2 separate regions of the Homo sapiens genome follow, and region 1 is linked to region 2. A link is a contact called in ENCODE Hi-C data. All regions are on one chromosome and are shown on one strand. The core of a region is the stretch at or near the end of the contact, and the rest is flanking DNA. Distances in the headings are between cores, read along the strand shown. Region 1 has its middle 130 kb from the start of CCDC3. Region 2 holds the start of CCDC3 (coiled-coil domain containing 3).

Region 1 (4,178 bases), core at 445-2,944, 130 kb after region 2:
AATCCCAGCTGCTTGGGAGGCTGAGGCAGGAGAATTGCTTGAACTCGGGAGGTGGAGGTTGCAGTGAGCAGAGATTGCATCACTGCCCTCCAGCCTGGGCAACAGAGTGAGACTACATCTCAAAAAACAAAACAAAAAACAAAAAACCCAAAAAGCAAAAAATAAAATAAATAAAAATAAAATAAAACACCTACCACGAAAATATAGAATCCCAGAATTTGTCCTCCCACCCGACTCTAAGGGAGTAGTGAAAACTGTGAGCCTAAACATTTTGTTTGTTCTCAGATGTCTGGTCCCCACTGTGGGGTGTTGGAGCCAGCTTGGACTGGCTTGTGAGAGGTGATCGTGTGTTATCTCCTCCCACTCCCTGCTCAGTGACTTCACGGGAGAGCTTGAAATGAGTGGAAGTGGGAGCTTTTATACCACTAAGGCCAGCAAGTGTTACAAATCGGGGCTTATTGTTCCCCATGGAGAGCTGCTTCACCAGCAAAGCACAGCTCCCAATCCATGATTCACTGTGATGGGGAATTGTATGTGTCAAGCTGACCACGGGGCACCCAGAGAGCTGGTTAGACATTACTTCTAGTTGTGTCTGGGAGGATGTTCCTGGAAGAGACTTGCCTTTGGCTTGGTGGACTCATAAAGCAGATGGCACTCCCCAGCATGGCTGGGCGTCGTCCAATCCACAGAGGGCCTGAATAGAACAAAAAGGCAGAGGAAGAAGGAATCTGCTCTCTACCTGGCTGCTGAAGCTGGCGGGTGGGTCACCTCCTTCCCTCAGTGCTCCTGGTTCTCAGACCTTCAGACCTGGACTTGAATCTACACCACTAGGTCTCTAGCTCTCAGGCCTTTGAGCTATGCCACTGACTTTCCTGGGTCTCTACTTGCAGAAGGCAGATTGTGGGACCTCTTAGCCTTCATAATTGCATGGGTCAATACTTCACAGTAAAGCTCTACATACTACATACACATATAAATACATAGAAATAGGCCAGGCATGGTGGCTCATGCCTGTAATCTCAATTGTTGGGAGGGCAAGGCAGGAGGATGGCTTGAGCTCAGGAGTTTGAGACCAGCCTGGACAACACAGGGAGACCTCCGTCTCTACAAAAAAATAAAAAAATTAGCTGGGCATGATGGCACGTGCCTGTGGTCCCAGCTACTTGGGAGGCTGAAGTGGAAGGATCACTTGAGCCTGGGAGGTCGAGGCTGCAGTGAGCTGTGGTGGTACCACTGCCCTCCAGCCTGGGCAACAGAGTGAGACCCTCTCTCAAAAAAATAAAAAATCAATATAAATGTATGTGTATATATGCACACATATGTGTGTGTGTATATATAAAATAGATACTATTGGTTCTGTTTCTCTGGAGAACCCTAATATGTTCATAAATACCACTTTGTCATATATATCTCCTAATGGAACTCATACTATAAAGTTAAGAAAAATAACAATCTGCCTATTTGTAAGTCTCCTTCTACCAAACATAATTTAAATAAATCCCAAAACAAAAAATCAAGGGGAAAAAAGGCAAATAATAACCTAAGTTCATGGCCTAATTCTGAGTCAACTCATGTTTCTCCAAAACTCTGGCCAACAGCTGTTTTCGCCTGGGATCGCTTCTCCATAAATAAGGCTTCACCTTAGACCCAAGTCACTGCCTCAGGCTCACTAGAGCTTCACCGGCCACAAGTTCCATTGGATTCTCTTTGCCTCTCCCTCTAATTTCAACATTTAGACTGAGAATCATGGCTCTCTTCCACCACAAAGCTTATCTGATGCTTCGTTCTCTGGGTAAACAGATTTCCAGCTGAGGCTGCCAGCAGCCCTGAGCACCAGCCAAGTTCTACAGAAAAATTAAGAGTTTGGGGTTCTTTCTCCATGTTCTCAGCTCCAGGCTGGCCATGAACTACCTCTACTCCCCACAGCCCACCAGGCTCCCCGCCACTCCTGCCATGCACCTGGCCTTGCCGGCCCACCTTCCCTGCTAAGCCCTGTGCCCACCTTGCACCTGGCTGCCCTGTTTGGAGCCAGGGTACTGTTGGTGCCCATCCTCTGAACGGCCTCTGGGCTCCTGTCAGACCCTGCATCCCTCAAACTGCTCAAGTGGGAAAGCTGAGTTACTGTAACCAGTGGCAGATTTGGGGGGGAAGGATTAGCATCAAAAAATGTTGAGGGGCGCTCTTCCTGACCCAGAATTTGCCAGTTAAAGGCCAAATCTGAAAAAAAAAAAAAAAAAAAAAAAAAAAAAAAACCAACTCTGCTAAGTACCCCTCATACTAAAGAGAGAAATCCACAGTTGAGCCGCATGAATTGGGGTCAGGCACTGCTGCACGGTTATCGAGGAAGTGCTTCCTACCGGGCAGATGGCCCGACAGGCAGGTGCCCAAATGGGAACCCAACTGGGAAATGGAAATGCTGGTCTCCCTTTCTTGCTCCTCAACCTTCCCCACTTGGCCTCTGCAAAGGGAGAAGAGAAGGCACCCCTCTTCACCTCTGTAGACAGTCTGCCACTGTAAACACTGCTGACCACACAGTTGACCACAACTACCATTTTCTCCCTTTTCATGTCTCTTCTGATGCAAAAAGATGGAGGGGGGCCAGGCACGGTGGCTCACACCTGCAATCCCAGTACTTTGGGAGACCGAGGTGGGCGGATCATGAGGTCAGGAGATTGAGACCAGCCTGGCCAACATGGTGAAACCCCATCTCCACTAAATATACAGAAATTAGCTGGGCTTGGTGGGGCATGCCTGTAATCCCAGCTACTCAGGAGACTGAGGCAGGAGAATCACTTGAATCCAGGAGGCGGAGGTTGCAGTGAGCAAAGATCGCGCCACTGCATTCCAGCCTGGCGACAGAGTGAGACTCCATCTCAAAAACAAAACAAAACAAAACAAAAAGATTGAGGGGAAGGTGGATCAATGGTATTTTGTATCAAAGCCTTAGCATTGAGGGCTTTCCTTAGCAACACTTTATAGAAGGTGGGGTACTTACTTAGAGCCCTTTAACTCTGGACATCAGCTGAAATTGTGGGAGACCAGAAATATCCCACAAACACCTTGTACACACAGTAACCTGAGGCCACTGGTGGGCTGAATTATGGGTTTTTTTGTTTGTTTGTTTGTTTGTTTTTTGAGACGGAGTTTGATTCTTGTTGTCCAGACTGGAGTGCAAGGGTGCAATCTCACCTCACTGCAACCTCCGCCTCCTGGGTTCAAGTGATTCTCCTGCCTCAGCCTCCCGAGTAGCCGGGATTACAGGCATGCACCACGAAGTCCAGTTAATTTTTGTATTTTCAGCAGAGACAGGGTTTTACCATGTTGGCCAGGCTGGTCTTGAACTCCTGACCTCAGGTGATCTGCCTGCCTCCGCCTCCCAAAGTACTGGGAGCCACCACACCCGGCCAAGCTGGGATACTTCTAAGAGTGGAAAAGGGGCATCATCATCAAATTATGCTGAGACCATAGTGATGAAGAGGACTGTCTCAGGCAAACCAAGACATAAGGCCATTCTGTCTCCTACATCTTGAGCTATGGTGCGGTCACCTGCATGTCACGGGGGTCATTGTCACCACCATGCTGCCTTAGCAGCTCCAAGGCCCCCTACTACAGAAGCAGGGCTGGTGTCTGGCAATATCATGTCATGTTCAGAATCACCTCCGTGGGCGTTACAGCAGTGTCAATTTGCCAAAAACTTTCTAGATGTTTACCTTCGATTTCCGTGTTTGTCTCTTGGCAGAGACAACACTTTGAGCAGTGTGGAAGGCTGCCCATGTCGTAGATTTGAGGAGATTTTTATGTAAAAGAGAGACAAAATCTCCCCTTAGCTGAGATTGTAACTGGGAGAAGAGCCACACGAGCAGAGATCTGCCCTGGGCTCCTGGGAGGGAAGCAACTGGAAGGAGACAGAAGGTCACTTTCAGAATCATAAGAGAAGAACGAATGGTCACAGACACAAAAACAGAGCCAATGTTTAGTGAAATGAGATATGCAGGGGGCATGGATGTAACAAATGGAAACCAGCCAGGTGTGGTGGCTCATGCCTGTAATCCCAGCACTTTGGGAGGCTGAGGTAGGTGGATCACTTGAGGTCAGGAGTTTGAGACCAGCCTGGTCAACATGGTGAAACCCCCGTCTCTGCTAAAAATACAAAAATCAGTTGGATGCGGTGTTGGGCA
Region 2 (3,827 bases), core at 1,185-3,684:
CATATAGGTCTCGGAATCAAGAGATGGAAGTGGCTCATGTCACTATTAAACCCAATAATTCACTCACAGAAGTTTTGTTTCCCCTCCTGGCTACCTTGAGCTCTGCTTGTTTGGAAGTCTTAGTCCCCAAAGAGGAACTGCTCACTACGGTACACTGCAATGGCTCAATCAGGAAGAGAAACCCAATCAGTGAGGCACTCTGCCAGATCTTACAGGGGAGAAAAGCATGACTGATGTGTCTGCTGAATCCATGAGGACGATTTCTTGCAGGTGCTCACTTCTGCAAAATACACTGTGGGAAGTATTGGAAGAGTTTTGATTCTGTCAAGTTTATACAACAAGAGAAAAAACAGCCATGTTTGCTGATTTTTATTTATTTGCTCACCTATGTGGAAAGAAAAGAGAGGGCCTTACAGTCTTTTGGGGTAGACAAATCTTTTCCAGGCCTTCAAGACACTTGAAGATGCAGTTAGTAAGAAAAACTTTCTTACTATCTTATCTGATGAGTTACAGTATAGGACTAAAATAGAGCAGGGATTCTGGGTCATACAAAATTAATGTTAGGTCAGTTGCACACTCCTTGAGCCATCATTGGTGACTCTGCTAAGGTTTTCTCTTAATTTGCTCTGTGTATATCCTGGTTAAAGGGCCGACCTGTGTCTTTAGAGCATTTCCTATATTTGGCCCTATTCTAGTGTTGTAGTTAAGTACATGGATCTGGAGTCTGATTGCTGGGAGCTGAATCCTAGCTTGGTCAACTTGTAGCTTTGTGATCTTTGGTGTCAATTAACTTCTCTGTGCCTGTTATCTGTAAAATGAGGATAATAGTTATATCTACTTCAGAATATTGTTTGGAGAATTTATTAAGATGACATATGTACAGTCCTTACAACAGTGATTGGCCCATGGTCAACAATGACTAAGGTTTAGCAATTCTTATTATAACTTGGCAGTGTGTGCTGTGAGTCTGCCTGCCAGGAATATAAACCATTTGGGATCCCTGCTCTCTTTCTCTAGCAAACCTGCAGAACACCTGCTAAATAGCTCATATAGACTGAATTATGTCTCCCCTCCCACCTCCAAATTCATATGTTGAAGTGCTAACTCCCTAATGTGACTGTATTTGGAAATAGGGTCTTCAGGCAGGTAATTAAATGAGGACATAAGGGTGGGGTGATAACCCCATAGGACTAGTGACCTTGTTAGAAGAGGAAGAGACCAGGGCTCACTCTTTCTCCATCACACACAGAGAGAAGGCCACGTGAGGACACAGTGAGAAGGTGGCCGTCTGTAAGCCAGGAAGAGAGGCCTCACCAGTAACCAACCCTAGCACTTTAATCTTGGACTTCCTGCCTCCAAAACTCTGAGAAAGTAAGGTCTGTTATTTAAGCCACCAGACTAGAGTATTTTATTATGGCAGCCCTGGGAGACTAATAGCATTATGAAATTGCATAATTTAAATATTCAGGGTGGATGTGGGGGCTCACGCCTGAAAGTTCAGCACTTTGGGAGGCTGAGGTGGGAGGATCGATTGAGCCCAGGAGTTTGAGACCAGCCTGAGCAACATAGCCTGTCTCTACTAAAAACAAAAAATTATCCGGGGTGGCAGTGTGCTTGTATTCCCAGCTACTTGGGAGACTGACCTGGGAGGATCACCTGAGCCCAGGGGAGGTCGAGGCTGCAGTGAGCCCTGATGGAGCCACTGTACTCCAGCCTGGGTGACAGATATAGACCTTGTCTCAAGAAAAAAACAAAAAACAAAACAAAAAACCTGTTGCCTTTAGAGATAAAGATGGAACTGTGGAGTCAGTATCCTCAAATTCACTCACTGATGTGAAAAGCTGTTTGGGATTTACTTCTGAATGTATTTCTCAGGTGTACAGTGTTTAGAAAATGGAATCAGGGATTATGGAAACCAAGAAAATCAGGGCCAAATGATTGCTTTTTGGAATCTTTTATCAAAGCTTTTCTAAGATCTTCATTAAATAACTAGCAAATCTGAGAGAGCACGAGATCTCAGCCCACACTGAATTTCCTAATCTCTGGGAATATAAAGTCAGATTTGGTTTCTATGTATTTTTACTCTGAAATGTAGAGAAAATGTAAAAACTTAGGCAGTAATCGTGCAAATTAAGAGTCATTCTTTAATGAATGCCTTGCGTTTGCAAACAGGCTTTACGCCTGGCAAGCTCGGACCACGTCCATCGTGGGGCGCCAGGAGATTGCTGGGCCACTGTCCCCAATTCAGGGCTGGGTCCCGGCGTCCCCGCGTTCTCCGAGTCCCTGGTCCCCGCCCCAGCCGGCGCCGGGACCCGCCCGACTCCCCGCCCCTCCCCCGCCCACGCCCCAGCCGCAGGGGGCAGGGCGGGAGGCGGGCGCCCGGCGCGTCCAGTCCCCGGGACCCTTTTAAAGCGTGGCGCGCCAGGGCCGGGCATGCCGAGCCCCGTGGCGGAGACAGCGGTGCGCTCAGCTCCCGGGAGCGGCCCGAGCAGCCGAGCGCCCAGGGCTGCCCTTCCCGGGCCGGCGGGCTCCCCGGGCTCCCCGCCGCCGCCCCGTGCGCCCCGGGAGGGCCCGGCATGCTGCGCCAGCTGCTGCTCGCCGCGCTCTGCCTGGCGGGTCCCCCAGCGCCCGCGCGCGCCTGCCAGCTGCCCTCCGAGTGGAGGCCCCTGAGCGAGGGCTGCCGCGCCGAGCTGGCCGAGACCATCGTGTACGCCAGGGTGCTGGCGCTGCACCCCGAGGCGCCCGGCCTCTACAACCACCTGCCCTGGCAGTACCACGCCGGCCAGGGGGGCCTCTTCTACTCGGCCGAGGTCGAGATGCTGTGCGACCAGGCGTGGGGCAGCATGCTGGAGGTGCCCGCCGGCTCCAGGCTCAACCTCACCGGCCTGGGCTACTTCTCGTGCCACTCCCACACCGTGGTCCAGGACTACTCCTATTTCTTCTTCCTCAGGTGAGCCCGGCGGCGCCGCCGCCACCTCTCTCTCTCTCTGCGCCACCTCCCGAGGTCGCCGTTACCTAGAGCCAGGCCGGTAACTCCCCGGGCAGCCTGTCGGTGTCAAGTGAGAATGCCCCTGGGGCGCCTACCCCTTGCCTTCTTGGATCTTTCTTGCTCCGTCTGACGTCTCTACAGACATCCTGACTACCCCTGGTTAAGGCGGTTTAAAAGACAGGGAAGGTTTCTGTGCCTTGTACACAGAAGAGCATTGCAGACAGAAGCTCAAAGCGCCCTCCAACAGTCCCTTTGACTTGGGTTTTTAAACTGGCCTCAGTGGGAGTAGATTGGGACGGTGAGAAAAACAATCTTTGAAATCAGTCTGTGGCTGGCATTTTGGCTCTGCCCTTCCTAACCGTGATTCTGAGCGCATTTCTTGACACCTTCTCAAGAACTTCCATAGCCTCACCTGTGTAAAGTGAGAGACAGGGCTGGTTGAGTGAGGAACGTAACTCATGCAAAGCACCTGGTGCAGGTTAGAAGTTGACCAGCTGTCCACTCTCTCCTCTTCCTCATTTGCTCAAATGCCAAGATGTGAATGGTGTGGAATGTAGCCCGGGATTGCTTCACTGTCTCATATCAGCTGCCAGGTTCTTTGAAATAGCAAAGGTTTACTAGGGCTTGGGGTTCTGCTGCTGGTAAAATCCTGGGTAGCAATGCTTTGAGGAGTGGAGAGGTGAACCAGGCCAGGAGGTCCTCTTTGATTATAGACCACTGGAATCTTCTGAAGTTCCATGAACTTCAGAACTTGGCCTGTGGTCAAGATGGAATGCATCTGCCTAAGAATTCAGTCAATTCTCATTGACTACTGAATTCTTCTGAAATTTGAATAGAG

Evidence for each region. A loop is a pair of places that touch in the nucleus more often than their neighbours do. Pooled maps may share reads with other maps.
Region 1: a pooled map shows a loop between it and region 2 (3-fold over the local background). The contact joins the enhancer-like site here to the promoter of CCDC3 in region 2. A Hi-C loop is called at or near these places in 1 of 168 maps with a recorded cell type or tissue (ascending aorta) and 3 of 50 pooled maps.

What each region holds. Positions count from the first base shown.
Region 1 is chr10:12,872,892-12,877,069 of GRCh38, reverse strand. No RefSeq gene overlaps it. Among named protein-coding and RNA genes, the nearest start is that of CCDC3, 130 kb to the left of the region's middle. Within about 2 kb of position 1,694, at least 3 of the 41 ENCODE cell types and tissues checked have a DNase peak (open chromatin) inside an H3K27ac peak, as active enhancers do; they include ascending aorta, where a contact is called at or near this core.
Region 2 is chr10:13,000,320-13,004,146 of GRCh38, reverse strand. CCDC3 (coiled-coil domain containing 3) reads left to right here and starts at 2,434. Exons shown (of 3, transcript NM_031455.4): 1 at 2,434-2,950. The coding sequence starts at 2,577. RefSeq lists enhancers at 2,304-2,804, 2,805-3,305.